2 separate regions of the Mus musculus genome follow, and region 1 is linked to region 2. Evidence: chromatin loops called from intact Hi-C (ENCODE). Cell type or tissue: heart. All regions are shown on one strand. Links, peaks and the distances in the headings refer to the core of each region. The heading gives the core; the rest is flanking DNA.

What was found. A loop is a pair of places that touch in the nucleus more often than their neighbours do. Peaks named below come from ENCODE experiments on the same cell type or tissue, not always from the same donor. Only the 100,000 strongest peaks of a DNase experiment are listed, where the experiment ranks them.
Region 1: a loop joins it to region 2, with 6 times the contacts of the local background. A loop is called at or near these places in 9 of 42 quality-filtered maps.

What each region holds. Positions count from the first base shown.
Region 1 is chr8:117,471,859-117,480,109 of GRCm38, forward strand. No RefSeq gene overlaps it. Among named protein-coding and RNA genes, the nearest start is that of Mir7078, 17 kb to the left of the region's middle. In heart, for the core only: a CTCF peak has its summit at 3,298 (motif pointing left); DNase peaks (open chromatin) are centred at 3,273 and 4,173.
Region 2 is chr8:116,941,621-116,949,871 of GRCm38, forward strand. Atmin (ATM interactor) reads left to right here and starts at 1,773. Exons shown (of 4, transcript NM_177700.4): 1 at 1,773-2,130. The coding sequence starts at 1,807. It also overlaps a transcript of Cmc2 not described here. In heart, for the core only: a CTCF peak has its summit at 1,647; DNase peaks (open chromatin) are centred at 1,751 and 2,511; H3K4me3 peaks cover 1,115 bases; H3K27ac peaks cover 1,042 bases.

The DNA.
Region 1 (8,251 bases), core at 2,061-4,560, 530 kb after region 2:
TGGGGTTGCTGTTCCAGTGGTGGCCCAGGTGTGAGCTTTGACAATCACTGTGGAACAGGGACAAGGTAAGAGTTGGGTCCCCGACCCAAATCCTCTACTGTGAGCATTCTTCAGACTCCTGCAGTGTCTCAAGGATCGATCGCCCCTTTTTGATTTTTTTGTTTTTGTTTTTGTTTGTTTGTTCGTTTTCGAGACAGGGTTTCTCTGTATAGCCTTGGCTGTCCTGGAACTCACTCTGTAGACCAGGCTGGCCTCAAACTCAGAAATCCTCCTGCCTCTGCCTCCCAAGTGCTGGGATTAAAGGGATCTGCTTCTGCCCTGAAATCGGTGTGACCCCCACCCCCTGCCACCAGCTACCAGCTTTCTAGCTCCTGAAAATGGGCGTTTTGACCACAGCTACCTCTCTGTGCTCAGGACTGCTTAACACACTTCTTCTCCTTGGTCAGGCAGGGACAGCCTGGCAGGAGTTCACTTCTGTCTCTTGAAGGCACAGTGTCTGCCAGCCGGTTAGTCTGTGCACATCCTTTAAAAACCTCTAAATGAACAGATGAACACCTGGAGGTACTAGCTATTTCCCCAGGGCATCAAGACCTGAGACTAGCCCCGAACTAACTCTGGTCCCTGACTGCCTGGGAAAGTCCCCCAGACATGTTAAATGACCCAAGCAAGAGATGTGGCATGCTGTTGTCTGTGGGAACACATTTTTGTTTCTGTTGCAAGTGGTTAGCAAGCACTAGGCAATGAGGGTGCTTGCCACTAACCCTGATGATTTGAGTTGAATCTCCGAGAACCGCATGTTGTGGGTAGAGAACCAATTCCCCTAAGTTGTCCTTTGATCTTCACATGAGTGTTATGGAGTGTGTATGCCCAGCCCCCCAGCGCCACTAAATGTAATTAAAATGTGTGTATCCTAAACTCGTCATTTTGACCTTCTTGTGTGTGCCACGTTACTGGAGATGGAGCCTGGGGCCTTGCATGTTCACACCCTGAGCTACATCCCTAGCCCCTGGTTTGAATCACTTTTTTCTGCACATGGCTCATTAACTCTTTATTTCCATCTCCTCTCTCAGTGTCTGACAATGTCTTTCTGATGTGTGTCTCTAACTGCTCCATTTAGCTACTCTGTGGATCTCTGATAAGTGGAATCAAATGATGCATACCTTCTGCATCCAGCTTATCTCTCTGAATATGTCTTCCGGGGTCATCCTTATTGTAGCATGGGTCATCACTGCCGTCTTTTTCATGGCTATATAATATTCCACTCTCTATACATGTCCCACCCCAAAATAGTTTATTGTGTTTTGTGTAGACACAAGTAATTGTGTGTGTGTGTGTGTGTGTGTGTGTGTGTGTGTGTGTGTGCAGGCACACATGTGCCACAGGGTACAAGTGGAGGTTAGAGGAGAGTGTCTGGGAGCTGGTTCCCTTTTGCCATGGAGGTCCCAGGGATTAAGCCCAGGTTGTAAACTTGGCAGCAAGCCCCCTGATGTGCTGAGCCATCTCACAGGCCCACAGCCCACACTGTGCTCATGCGTTCATCTACCGTGAGTATCGGGAGACATTCACGTTGGTTATCTCTCCTCCCTTGTTCTTTCTCGTTTTTCTATTTTGAAGTCAGGACCAGCTGTGATCGCCTGGTAACTCTTTAATTGACTGTTTTATATAAATTGGCTTTTAAAGTGTCCCCAAGGAGAGAACAATGGACTCACTGCGGCTGAGGAACTAGCGCTAGAGCACACAAGGCCCTGGGTTCTGCCCACAGGACCCTTTGAAAAGCAAGCCCCTAGCTGGGCAGGCTACACAGTTTACTCAGTCAAAACAAAACAAAACCAAAAACAGCACAACAAACAAGAGAGGAAGAAAGAAAGAAAGAAAGAAAGAAAGAAAGAAAGGAAGGAAGGAAGGAAGGAAGAAAGAAAGAAAGAAAGAAAGAAAGAAAGAAAGAAAGAGGGGCTGGTGAGATGGCTCAGTGGGTAAGAGCACCCGACTGCTCTTCCGAAGGTCCAGAGTTCAAATACCAGCAACCACATGGTGGCTCACAACCATCTGTAATGAGATCAGACTCCCTCTTCTGGTGCTGTCTGAAGACAGCTACAGTGTACTTACATATAATAAATAAATAAATCTTTAAAAAAAAAAAGAATTTGTTAAAAAAAAAAAAGAAAGAAAGAAAGAAAGAAAGAAACAAAGAAAGAGAAAGAGTCTTGCTAGTTATGCTCAATGTGATTTTTATTTGTTTGCTTTTTTGGTTTTTGTTTTTCTTTTTCTTTTTTAAAAGATTTATTTATTTATTTTATACATGAGTACACCACCATTGCTCTCGTCAGACACACCAAAAGAGGGCATCAGACCTCATTACAGATGGCTGTGAGCCACCATGTGGTTGCTGGGACTTGATCTCAGGATCTCTGGAAGAGCATTCGGTGCTCTTAACCGCTGAGCCATCTCTCCAGCCCCTTTTTTTGTTTAGCCCTAGCTATATTGGAACTCACTCTGTAGACCAGGCTGGCCTGAAACAGACCTACCTGCCTCTGTCTCCCAAGTTCTGGGATTAAAGGTGCATGCCTTTATTTTATTTATTTATTTATTTATTTATTTATTCATTCATTCATTCATTCATTCATTCATTCAGTGTGTGTGTGTGTGTGTGTGTGTGTGTGTGTGTGTGTGTGTGAATGCTAGAGAACAATTTGTGGGAGTTGGGTTTTTTCCTACCATGTGAGTCCCAGGGACCGAACTCAGGTGGTCAGGCTTGTCCGCAGGCCCCTTTACCCCACTGAGCCATCTCATATCCCTTCATGTAAAGTTCCAATCCATGCAGAGCAAGATAATCTTCCTCAAATATTTTCATCTCCTTCATCAAAAGTCGGTTTCTCTTGTCTTGGCAGCATTAGACTTGCAAGTAAATGAAGAGGAAGGTACCAAGCCCTCCCGGCCCCCATCATCTATGCGTGCATCAGAAACCTCCTTCCTTTCACCACAGTGTATATACCACGTTGGAAGATTTTTACAGCCCTCAGGTTACTGCTACACAAATGGTACCAAACAAACAAAAAAACAAATAAACAAAAAAACCCCACCAGAGCCCCTTTCTGGGAAATAGAATCCCACCCCTCCAGTGTTCCCCCCACCCCCCACCCTCCACCCCACCCCATCCCCCGCCAACCCCCCAACTTACAAGACTGCCCAACTTAAAAGACTGCAACCTCAAGCCCAGTTGCAGAACTTCCTAGATCAGGAGTCGGGGAGGGCGGGGCTTGCAGGCACTTCCCAGTCTCTGCTGCCCCCTGGTGGCCAGATCAGTAACAGTCCAGCAGGTCAGCCAGAGCCCAGTGCTGGTGGTGAGATGCCGGTTCATGGGGAATCCTGGATGTGATACCTGGGGAACCCTGGAGGGCTCCACCCTTCCTTTCCTGCTCCTTCTTTTTTTTTTTTTTTTGTTTTTTTGTTTTTTGAGACGGGGTTTCTCTGCAGTCCTGGCTGTCCTGGACTCACTTTGTAGACCAGGCTAGCCTCGAACTCAGAAATCCGCCTGCCTCTGCCTCCGGAGTGCTGGGATTAAAGGCGTGCGCCACCACGCCCGGCCTGCTCCTTCTTTTCCTGGATACTCTACCCGGCTCTGCGCTGACTTTAGCAGAGAGAAATTACAGCACGAGACTATAACAAATGGAGGCACGGCACCCCTGCCTTGGTTTCCCCCCCCCCCCCCGACTTGACCACCGTGCCTTTCGGTGTGGTCCTGAGAGTTCTGAGGTGTGTATAGACACAGGGTCCTGTACTCTAAGCATTCCTGGCACCTGTGCCTGGGTTGTTCTCTACCAAGGGACCCCCTGCCCCCTTGCCTTGATGACTTCAGTCTCCGGAAACATTACCAGGTGGGACAGACGTGTCTCCAGATTGGCAGATGTCTCCTAGGCATAGAGTGGCATGCAAGACATAGGCTGCCCATTTCATTTAATTGCAGATAAACGTCTCATGCCTTTTTGTGTCACCCTGTCCCAAAGATCACGTGTTTTTACTTACTTGGGTCTAGAAAGCCTACCTGGGGGGGGGGGGGTCACAGTCACCCTGATTGACAGCCAGTGCCCCAGTGAGTTTTAGGGTACCTGTTTAGAACGTGTACCAGGCCGGCGCAGAGACCACAGACAGGGAAGTGAAAGTTAGGGCGGAACTTGGTGGGGCCTGGAGGGGGTGGGGCACTGCCTCAGGATGCTGTGTGGTACTGCCCAGCAATGAAGAAAGTCATACCACATGATCCAAGTGTCCTGCCGTGACAGCTTTTAGGGTTAGACCAGGAAATGGAAAACTCCAATTATTATTATTATTATTATTATTATTATCATTATCATTATCATTATTTGGTTTTTCGAGACAGGGTTTCTCTGTGTAGCCCTGGCTGTCCTGGAACTCACTTTGTAGACCAGGCTGGCCTCAAACTCAGAAATTCGCCTGCCTCTACCTCCCGAGTGCTGGGATTAAAGGCATGAGCCACCACGCCCGGCTCAATTACTATTTTTTTTAAAGACTTATTTATTAATTTATTATGTATACATAATAATTCTGCCTGGGGGGCTGGTGAGATGGCTCAGCAGGTAAGAGCACCCGACTGCTCTTCTGAAGGTCCTTGAGTTCAAATCCCAGCAACCACATGGTGGCTCACAACCATCCCTAATGAGATCTGACTCCCTCTTCTGGTATGTCTGAAGACAGCTACAGTGTACTTACATATAATAAATAAATAAATCTTTAAAAAAAAATTCTGCCTGGATATATGCCTGTGGGCTAGAAAAAGGCACCGATCTTACTACAAATGGTTGTGAGCCACCATGTGGTTTCTGGGAATTGAACTCAGGACCTCTGGAAGAACAGCACCTCTTAACCTATGAGCCACCTCTCTAGCCCGACCTTCAATTATTTTAGCACTCTGCTGGATCCCAGACAGTTTGGGGCCCATCACAACCAAGACTATAGTTCCTCTATGCTTTTCCCTAGAGAGTACCCATGACCTGAGGGCCACTAGTCCATATTCAAGAAGTAGAAAGAGAAGCTAAGCTGGGCATGGTGGCACACGCCTTTAATCCCAGCACTCGGGAGGCAGAGGCAGGCAGATTTCTGAGTTCGAGGCCAGCCTGGTCTACAGAGTGAGTTCCAGGATAGCCAGGGCTATACAGAGAAACCCTGTCTCGAAAAGACCGAAAAAAAAAAAAAAACAAATATATGTGTGTGTGTGTGTGTCACACAGAGGGGGGCAGTCACACAGAGAGGCCCAGAGTCACACAGTTGACAGGGTAGTGAGGCAGAACTGAGTTTCAGGCCTTCAGGCTAGAGCTTTCCCTTGGGGCAGAGCTCGGGAGAATTCTCCATTTCTGGAACGTTCTCTGGGGGTCTCCAGAATTTTCCAAAGGGTTCTGAAAGCAGGCAGCACACTAACGTGGAATTCTTCCGAGTCAAGATGCTTTCAGTACTGCTGTGGGGTGGCGTGACACCCGTGTTCTCAGCCTCACCTAGAATGACATTCTCCGATGGAGAGAGGCAGTGTGGGGTGACATGGGGACTTGGAATCTTGTCAGTTTCCAGTTCCTGGTTAGCAATTCTTTATGCAATTCATTGCCCTATATCTGACATAGACTAGGGCCCAGTGGAAAGACCTGTGTGGCCAAAGGCCTGGAGGCTAAAGGCCCCTTCAAATAGGCAGAGCCCTGAGGGGTTGACGGGACATATGGAGTGCTAGAAAGGTAGGATGGAGGTGTTGCATGGCCAGGGTTGGCCAGCAGGGGCTAGAAGCCATGGAAGATTCCAGATGACAGAATGTAATTGGCTATCAGTTATGAAGCCTTCCCTGGACATTGTGCCCAGTTCCTAGAGGATGCAATGGGAAAATCAAGGCCAAGGTGACCAGAGTGTCAAGGAGCTCACTAGCCACTCAGGAGCGTTCCTCTGATGGTGAGGAGCGGATCTCATCACAGGGCCCAGAGTCCACCTCGAATGATCTTCAGATGGCCGAGAGTCTTCAATGTCCCCGTTGATGTTGGCTTTGAACAGAGTATGTCTATCTCTTAGGTGGGTCCTTTGAGGACACATGGGCTTTCCCTGCACAGGGGACCTGAGGCACCATCTCTAAAGATGACCATGGGGACCCATTCCCCCCAACAGATACCCAAACCTCGAATGTTCATGTCCCTCAGATGTAAGGGCGCATGTTGGCATGAGACCTTCACACTTACCCTGTGTGCAGTAAGCCATCTCTAGCTTCTATAGATCTAGTGTAGTAGCAGCACTGTGTAAATAAGGTGTGTGTGTGTGTGTGTGTGTGTGTGTGTGTGAGAGAGAGAGAGAGAGAGAGAGAGAGAGAGAGAGAGAGAGAGACTGTGTGTGTGTACATTTGTGTACAAACTCTCACAGAGGCCAGAAGATGGCAACAGATGTCCTGCCTGCTCACTCTGTATCTTATTCCCTTGAGACAGGGTCTCTCACTGAGCCTGGAGTCAGACTGGCAGCCAGAAACTCATAGGTATCCTCCTGTCTCCAACCCCTAAAGTGCTGGTTTTCCAGGCACATGTGCAGCCAAACCCAGCCTTTTAATTTTTTATTTTATTTATTTTTATTTTTATAAAACAACAACAAAAACATGTGGACTGGGGATTTGAACTCAGCTCCTCATGCTTGCAGAACAAGGACTCTTTCCCTCTGAGCTATCTCCCCAGGTCCAATAGTTCATACACTCTACAAAGCAATTACCAGGAGGCGTGATTCGCCTTACTTGTAACCCTGAATTTCCGAGATGGTTTGGTATTCTACAAATAGGAGGGCTATCAGTGCTGAGGATGGGAGGCACGCGTGGGAAGAGAGCCAGTATGAATGTGAACTGTCCCGAGTGCCATCAGGAAAGGATTGCAACAGCGCTTACTTTGAAGACAGGGTCTCATGTAGCCCAGGCTGGCTTAGAACTTGATAGGTAGCAGAGGCTAGCCTTGAACCTATGGTCTTCTTGCCTCCACAGCTGTAGTGCTGGGGTTGCAGGCATTTGGTGGCACGCCGGGCTAGGGAGCATAACGTTTGAAAGACTCTAGGACAGAAGAAAGAGGAAAAGGCAAGATCGGATTCCTCGCTGGGTGTGGTGGCGCAATCCTACTACTAGGCGTGCTGAGGTGGGAAGATGGTGGGTTACAAGCTGGCCTGGGCAGCTTGGGAAGGAAAGAGGTAAGAAGAAACAAATTCTGGGTTTCCTCAACCAAAAAGGTCTCACTTCCATCTCAATATTGGGATGGTTTCTCAAAGAACGTCCTGGAGCCTTCCCATTGCTTTGTTAACCTCCAGGAGCGAATGCGAGAACCACAGAGCTTGCTGTAATGAACCCAGGCACGTGGCTGAGGTTCACATCCTGGCCATTCCAGGACTGTGAGAGGAAAGGCTCTCTTGTCAGGATGCTGAAGGCTCCTCTCCTGGCAGAGCCCAACCTTAGTGGATTGTCTCTGTCCTAAGCCAGTGACCACTCTTCCTTCAGCTACTAATCATTAAACAAGACACAGTCACATGACCTAGCGCTACCCAAGGCCCCAGAGCATAGGAAGGAGGGTGGCCTTATTTAGTAACTTGTGACCACTGGGTTTCTCTCTCTTTAAAAAAAAAGATTATTATATATTTGATCATTGTTACTGTGTGTATGATATGTGTGAGTGTGGACAGGTATGCCACTGTATCTGTGGAGGTCAGAGGGCAACTTGCGGGAGTCAGTCCTTCCACTGGGGACCTGACTCAGGTGGCCAGGCTTGCACATCACTGAGCCATCTCACTGGCCCCAGGCAGCCTCTTAAGACAGAATATCCTCCTGTTAGATCACCTCCTGTCTTCCCAACTTTGAACTCTGTTCAGGAGCACTTGGAGACAAACGTAGCCCAGAGCTGTGTCCAAAATAACATTGGCCAGTGACTGGACTTGTAGGCTTAGATTTAAAAAAAAAAAAAAATCCTACTTTTAATAGGGTTCTTCTCAAATACTTCAACCCCCTTTCTACCCCACTGTCCAAAGGTGGGGGGTGGGGGATGGTAAATAGGACAAGGGGATGTGGACCTGTTGAGAAGGAGTTCCTTGGGGCGATTCCAATCTGTTTGTCAGGATACCAGCAGTCCAGTTCAGTAGAGTCAGGCTACCAAACAGGAATCAGCAGCAGTGGGACAATCCAGCAGAAACCGCTAGGCCTCCCCTGAATCAGCATGAGTCAGCATGAGTAACCAGGACCACTGGGACACAC
Region 2 (8,251 bases), core at 168-2,667:
GGTCAGACATGTCAGGCGCTTCCCTCGTCCCTCAGTGATCTGAGTATTTGGGCTTTGTGCTGACAAGTTCTCACGTCAACTTGATACAAGCTAGAGTTGTCTGAGAGGAGGGAATCTCAGTTTCAGGAAATGCCTTCCTAATATCAGGCTGCAGGCAAGGGTATTTTCAGGCTGAAGGGTATTTTCTTAATTAGTGATTGATGAGAGAGATGGTCCCATCCCTGGGCTGGTGATCCTGGGTTCTATAAGAAAGCAGGCTGAGCAAGCCAGTAAGCAGCGCCCCTCCATGGCCTCTGCATCAGTTCCTGTCTCCGGATCCCTACCCTGTTTGAGTTCCTGTCCTGACTTCCTCCAGTGATGGGCTACAATCTGGAAGTCTAAGCCAAATAAACCCTTTCCTCCCCCAACTTGCTTTTTGGTCACGGTGTTTTATCACAATAGAAACCCTAACTAAGGCTTAAAGACATTTCCTCCATACATACCTTTTTAAGGGGGAGGGGGGATGGTTTGATTTTATTTGTATGAGTGCTTTGTTTGCATCTGTGTATGTATACCACATTCGTGCCTGGGAACTGGAGTTATGGATGGTTGTAAACCACCATTTGGGTGCTTGGAATCAAACCTGTCTTGTGTAAGAACATTAAGTGCTCTTAACCACAGAGCCATCCCCCTAGCCCCACTAGCTCCCTTTGACCACTCTCCCGACCAGTCAGTCACATACAAAGAAGTCATTCTGCCCACAAGGTTCATGAGTGGCTGAATGGGAACTGCCGAAGCCCTTGCACTTGCTGGGGTATTTATTCTACTTCGTAACTCTCCCTGGTACAGTTGGCAGGAATCTGGACCTGGAATCTGAACAAGAAAGCCTAGCGTCATGCTGAACAATTCTCAAAAATGCCTGCTTCAGAATTCCTGGAGTCTGAGTATGTCCCCAAGGCAAAGGGACTCTGCAGTTGAGCCCATTGGCCCTGTGATACCCAGGTCCAATGTAGTAGGTGGCATGATGACGATAGATGTCGGTTATGAAATGTGACAGACTCAACTTCCCATTCCTGATTTTGGTGTAAAGGAAGGCCCATTGGCAAAGAAATGCAGGTGACCTCTAGACGCTGAAAAAGGCAAGATCCTTGGAAGAACAAGCCCAGCTGACACCTTGCTTTCAGCCGACTAGATCCACCTCAGACTCTTCCCTCTTCAGAGATAAGAGAGAATTAGTCTGTGGGGGCTGGGCTGTAGCTCAGCTGGCAGAGTACACGTCTAAGGCACTGGGTTCAATCTTTAACGCTACCACTAGGCTTAGTAAAACCCCAGGAGTATGGAGGTAGTGGTAAGAGAATAAGGAGTTCAAGGACTCCTTGATTATATGGGGATTCTGAGGCCAGGCGGGGCCTCAAAGAATAAGATAAGTTTGTTTTGTTTTGTTTTTAGTGTGCTACCGATCAAATCCAGGGCCTTAAGCATGCTAATCAAATAGTCTACAATATAAAATTTATTCCTAATAACAATAAATCAACGGTCAAAAAAAAAAGGTTAAACCTGAAAGCATCTCTTTCTCTTCTATCCAGCTGTTGCCTGAGCTCAGGTCCCTAGGAAGTAGAAAGTGTGGGTTCATGGAACCTATCCAATTCACCTGTTCTCCCAGCACATGGGACTTCAACCTCCAACACGCGCTCGCCGCGGCCGGCGGGCGGCGCTGCGGCCACCGACCGGCCGGATGCTAATGAGCCCGGAGGCCCCGCCCCCTGCCGGAAGTGGCTGCGGCGGGGGCGGGCACTGCGAGAGGGGCCTGGCGGCCGTGCGGGAGCCATGGCGGCCACGGAGGCGGCGGCGGCCGATTCTGCGGGTCCGGCCCCGGGTGTCCCGGCCACGCCGGCGAGCACGCGGGGAGCCGCCGCCGCCTCTAGCCCGTGGAGGCCGCCCGAGTCGCGACTGCAAGGCAGCCGGCCGAGACCGGCCAGGGCTCGGGCCGCGGCCCCGGTGCCACCGGCCCGGGAGCTGATCCAGCCGACTGTGAGCGAGCTGTCCCGGGCTGTGCGCACCAATATTCTGTGCACCGTGCGCGGCTGCGGCAAGATCCTGCCCAACAGCCCTGCGCTCAACATGCACCTCGTCAAGAGCCACCGACTGCAGGTGAGCGGGCCGCGGCGGGGACGCGGGCGCGGGGTGTGCGGGGTTTGCGCCGTGCCCTGCCACCTGCGCCCGACCGACCGAGCACGGCGAGAGCGCGGGGGAGCGCGCACAACGCACCGGGCAAGCAGCTTCTCGGTGGCGTGCCCACAACACCTCGGGGAGCCTGCCTGTTTACTCAGGTTCCAAGGATGAGCGACAGGTGATGTCGCCAAGGCACCCAGATGCAACCCCGCAGGCTTTCCGCCCCTCCCACGAAACTGCCGGTGGGTCCTACCTGGTCACTCAAAAGCGGCTGCGGGTTGGGTTGGACTCTGGGCACTTGAGCTGCAAGTTTCACGAGGCTGCTGAGATCAACTCTGCGCAGGAAGGAGAGGGGAGGGAGGTTTCTCCCGTGGATCTGTAAGGAGGAGGTTCACCGGTAGCTGGTATGACGGATGTCTGACCAAGACCTCTCCGTGTTACATAAATGGGGACGGTGGCTTTCAAACCCATGGTATACTCTGGAAGCTTGGGGGAGGAAATCAGATGTTAGGGCCCCCATGCCAGACCTGTTAAGTCACAGCTGCTCAGCTTTTACAGTAGAAAGCTTCCTTTCACCGTCAGATCTCAGTGCCCCCAGTGCTCCAACTGGAAAACGCAAGTCACTGAAAGCAGTTTTGTGCGCCTTTCCCCTGGTCAGATTTGAGTCATTACTTGGAGGGTTGCAGGATCTCTCTGACCTGCAGGTGAATTCACCGTGGGCATCCCCCACCCCCACCCCTGAGAACTCCCCAACTGTAACTTTTAGGTTTTACTCTGTAGTAAGGCCAATAAGTGTAGTAAGGCCAACAAAAGGCAACAGTGATGTCAGGGAAAGGTCAGTCAGGAAATGTCAGCAGGGGCAAGCTGAGGAAGTTCTGTGTAAAGGTTTGAGCCTCGTTCCAGAACACAACTCACTACAGGCTCCAACCTGAAGCTTCCTCTTTCATCCTAAATGTTAAATTCTCTCTTTCTCTCACCATGATTTAGGGGGGTGGAGAGTGAGTGTGCCTGTAATAATTCCATGGCCTAATCCCTCAGCTCCTTACAACTTGCATTCAACAACGGTCACCAGCCTTCAGTGTTGTCCCCCTTGCTGATAGGATAGTTCATGTCCTTGTATAGCCCAAACTATCCTCAAACTCACCATGTAGCTGAGGATAACCTTGAACTCTTGATCCTCCTGCCCTAAATGCTCCTGAAGTCTCCTAAATGCTGAGGCTGCCGGCATGCATCATCATGCCCATTTTTATTCAGTGCTTGGGACCAAACCCAGGTTTTCTAGGCAAGCACTCTTCTGGGCTCCAGCTTCAGCTCCAGCCCCGGGTGATTTCTGATCACAAAACAAAGCTGCTGCTCTGACCAAGGGCATCCTTGGTGTTGGCCACAGTGATTCTAGCCAGCATTTCTTAGCGAAGTGTTTGTTCTTTAATCTGGACCTGCTATTGGGGGAGCACTGTACCCCTACAACTTGGTTCTGCCTTGGAAGCACAGAGATGCCACTGGCTGTGGTGAAGTGGTGTGATAATGTACATTAGATTGGTGCTCACAGCTCAGAAATACACAGGAGGGCAGGTATGACACGTGACAGGAAGAACATGTCTGAGCCAGTACAGGTTTGGTTTGGTTCAGTTCAGTTCTTAGGCGGGGTCTTGCTATGGAACCCTGTCTAGCCTGAGTTCACTCTGTAGACCAGAGTAGCCTAAACTTACTGGGAGTGTTCCTGCCTACCCCCAAGCGCTGGGACTACAGTGTGTGCCACCATGACCTGCTCCAGCAAGTGTGGACATCAGCAGTCAGATGTTTATTCAGATTTGAGTATGTCGGAGTACCAGAGTCCTCTCTGGCCTAGGGCCTGTGTGTCATTCTTCCCAGACTCTTCATCCGCTTTTCAGATTCTCTTATCTAGAGACAGCAGTGAACGGCCTGGCCCACTCCTGAACCCAGATATTGGACAACAGAAAGACGGGCTGTTGGGAGAAGATTCCTGCTTGGTCTCTGGAAGCTTTGTTTAGCAGTATTTAAACTGCCTCAGGGTTTCCTATGGCTGTTGTTTCCCTGTCCGGCAGCTCACTTCCTTGTAGCCTCTGCCTTGGTAACCTCAGGGCCCCACAGCTCCTAAGCATCTGTTGTCTGATGGAAAGGGAGTCTGTTATTTTTTTCTAATGCAGGGGCCTGTGTGACATAGCCATACTTTTGTGGTAAGGCCTCAGAGTCACAGCTATGTGCATCCTCAAGCTAGCCGCTAGCCGCTACCCAGAGGCTTTTCAGTTCAATTCTTGACATGTGTTATCCTCAGAATATTATGAGGAAAGAAGAGAGTGTCATGAGGACACATGGTCCCCAGAAAGAAGGCCCTAGTGTTTGGGGAAACATGATTGATCTCTGCAGCCCCGTATTAGCTGAGTTTCTTCAACTCAATGAGAATTCTCATTGTCTTGGCTACAGCTACTTGAGTGATTCTGATTGCGTTCCTTGTTTCTATTTCCCTGGCTGTGATAGTCTCTCTCCCCTACCAGTTGTTGTATGGTCGTTATGTTCTAATCTACCCCGCAGCCTGATAATACTCAAGCCCTTCGGAAGCACGGCCAATCAGGCCGAGGGATTGCAGGCCGCCTTTGGTTTGATGCGGCTTCTCAAAATAAATGGCCATGTCCCACGCCCTGAAAGGAAGTGTGGACATGTCATCAGCCAGCCGCGCCTGCAGTGGGCTCAGCAGAGAGCGATGATGCAGTGGAGAGAGAGCTAAAATGATCCAGAGGAAGAGTGGGAGGAAGTAGGAGCTGCCTGGCTGCTGGAGAGGCATTTGAAAGCAGGGCAGGCAGGGCGCAGGGGGGCACTTCCAGAACCTGTTAGCAAAGCCCCGCCAGCATAGTGATCCTGTGTTCTGCTTCAGACAGGGGTATGTGGCCAGCGACTTAGAAAGGTTGCGGCAAGCTGCTCCGTAAACCATCTCTTATGACGAATACTGACTTCCGGTTTAGAGTGGGCTCCTCGGGTGCTTTCGGCTAGGGCCGTGAGGTGCTAGGCAGCTTCTGCCACCATCTTTATGGTCTTCTTGACTCTGCTCTTCAGCCACACACCCTTTGCCCTCCCTTTTCTGCTCTTTAAAGTATTTTTATTTTCTCATTTGTGTGTGTGTGTGTGTGTGTGTGTGTGTGTGTGCATGTCAAAAGCATGGATGCTTACCAAGGCCAGAAGCCAGCACTGGGTCCCCTGGAGCTGGAGTTACTGGTGGATGTGAGCTTCCAGCTGCCACATGGGTGCTAGACACCGAACTCTGCACGATCAGCAAATGCTCTTGACCACCAAGCCACCTCCCCGGCCCCTCCTCCTTCTGTCCGGGGCTCTTTTCCAGGCTTGTTTTTTGGAGGCTTAGTTCTGTGGTGCTAAAGATGGAACCCGGGGACTCACTCCTGCTGGCAAGTGCTTAACCCTGAGCTACACCCTTGGTCCCCACCATCTTAGTTTTGGGGACCGTCTTCTCTTCTGCAGATTCTTGAAACATTTAAATATTGTTATTTAAATTCATTACTTTTTTTTTTTTTTTTTTTTTTGGTTTTTGGAGACAGGGTTTGTCTGTATAGCCCTGGTTGTCCTGGAACTCACTTTGTAGACCAGGCTGGCCTCGAACTCAGAAATCCGCCTGCCTCTGCCTCCCAAGTGCTGGGATTAAAGGTGTGCGCCACCACTGCCCGTCTAAATTTATTACTTTTAATATTAGTAATGATAATATTATTTTAATAAAATGTTCCCACATTTCCATCTGAGAGAGGAATGTTGGCTGGGTAGAGCATCCTATGAGCAAAAGGAGCCAACAGCAGTAGGAGAGCCAAGGAATGAGTGAGAGAGTGGACCCTCGTTCCAACCACAGACACAGTGCAGCACTGAGTCCCCAACTGGCGCGTGTCCTTGACTCCTGCAGAGGACAGCAGAGGGAATGCTACTCTCCTGCCTCATGTGGTGTGCAGTTCTCTCCCCTCCCCAGCCGACCTTTGAACTCACTGTCTCAGAACAATAAAAAGAAACCCCAAAGCCCTGTGGGCACCTATGATAAAAAAGGGAAGTGTGGGGTAGTGGTGGGTGGCTGCCAGGGTGGAGGGGTTTAGTATCCATTTGAATGACTGCTGTTATCTCAGCCCCACTTAAACTGCACTTCCAGGTCTGGTGGGCCTCCTGAGCACTGCGCACAGAACACAGGCTTACCGGAACGTTTCCTGGGTTCACAGTACTCAGAGCCAGTCAGTTACACAAATGAAAAGGCTGGGGAATTAAAACTATAGGCTGAGCACCTGAAATACTCCAAATCCAGAACTCTTTGGCCACCAATCTGAAGCTTGAAGAAAAGCTCTGGTTTAGGAGGGTTTGGGGTTTTCCAACTAGAGACACTGAGCCAGTAAAGTCTATGCAAATATTTGAATCTCAGAGTCAGTTCTGGTCCCCAGCACTTTGTAAAGGGCATTTCAGTCTGAGTTCCATTAGGTATGAGAGGAATGCAAGGAAGGCTGGGGACCTGAGTGTCTCGGGCCCTGAAGTGTGGCCATGGGTGGCATCGGGGAGCTGCTGGAAATGGACTGGACAAGGTAGTGGCGTGGTTGAAGGTACATTCAATATCCATCTGGGGGCAAAAATTTAACATTTTAAATTTAATTTTAAAATATTAATTTAAAAAATAGCTCAATGGTTAGGAGCGAGTACAGCTTTTACAGTGGACTGGGTTCAGTTCCCAGCACCCACAGAGATACTCACTACCACACGCAACACTAGTTCCAGATGATCTGACACCCGCTTCTGGCCTCCACAGGCTCCTACTTGTTTGTGGCATGCAAAAACTCATGCCTGCACACACAGTACTTCAGAATAAAGCTTTATCTTTATTTTTAAAAAAGATTTATTTATTAAATATACAGTGTTCTGACTTCTTGTATACTTACACAGAAGAAGAGGGCACCTTTGGCAGAACAGCCCTTGTTCTTAACCTCTGAGCCATCTCTCCAGCCCCAGAATAAAATTATATATCTGGCAAAATATGCAGGATGCCAGTTCAATTTTGGGGCACATTAAACAGCTTGGGACCTGATGAAGGAGACAGAAGGCGCTCCATCGTGGACATGTGAATTCAGGAGTTGGGAAGCATCTTTCAGTTGAACACATACCTATGTCTTTCCCCTCATTGATGATACTGGATGGGGAACGCATGTGTTGGTTCAGTTGTTTTCCATTAAAACAGATGGTAAATTGGTAAATGAAATGAGGTCGGTGATGAGAGACAGTTTTGGTTGTCATAACATAGTGAGTGCCAATGTTCAACAAAAACTGTGGTCAGTTAGACCAGTGGTCCTCAACCTGTGGGTTGTGGCCCCTTTGGGGGCAGGGATAACAGATATTTACGTTACAGTACAGATATATACATTCATAACAGTAGCGAAGTTAGAGTTACCAACAAAGTCATTTTATGGTCAGGTTCACCAGCACATGAAGAAATGTATTAAAGGTCGCAGCATCGGGAAGGCTGAGAACCGCTGAGTTAGACCTTCACAGGGGACTCAGGTATTGATATTAAGACTTCTGGCAAAAAACAAAAGTATACAGGGCTGTGGCTATGGCTCAGACGGCCCCACAAAGCAGTAACAATAAAGAGTAAACAGCAAAAACAATAAAGACTGAAGCTGGAGAGATGGCTCCATGATTAAGAATGCTTTCTGGGGCTGGCGAGATGGCTCAACAGTTAATAGCACTGACTACTCTTCCGAAGGTCCTACGTTCAAATCCCAGCAACCACATGGTGGCTCACAACCATCTGTAATGAGATCTGACGCCCTCTTCTCAGGGGAAAAAAGATTATAAGGGCAAAAGGAATAAAGTAAAAGCTGTAAGGTCTTTGCAGAGCAGGGTAGTGCATGAAGAAAAATCACAAGAAGCCGATTATGGTGGCAACTTAAAGGGATCGGGGGAATTGGAATCACACGCTTTGGTTAAACAGTGATTAAATACGGGAAACAAGGGAAGGGAGACTTCTTTGAGAGACCACTTCAATATTGAAGTGAGTATGAGTTTGTAGACCACCAGTTTTCAACCTGTGAGGGTCCAGAGCCTTTCACAG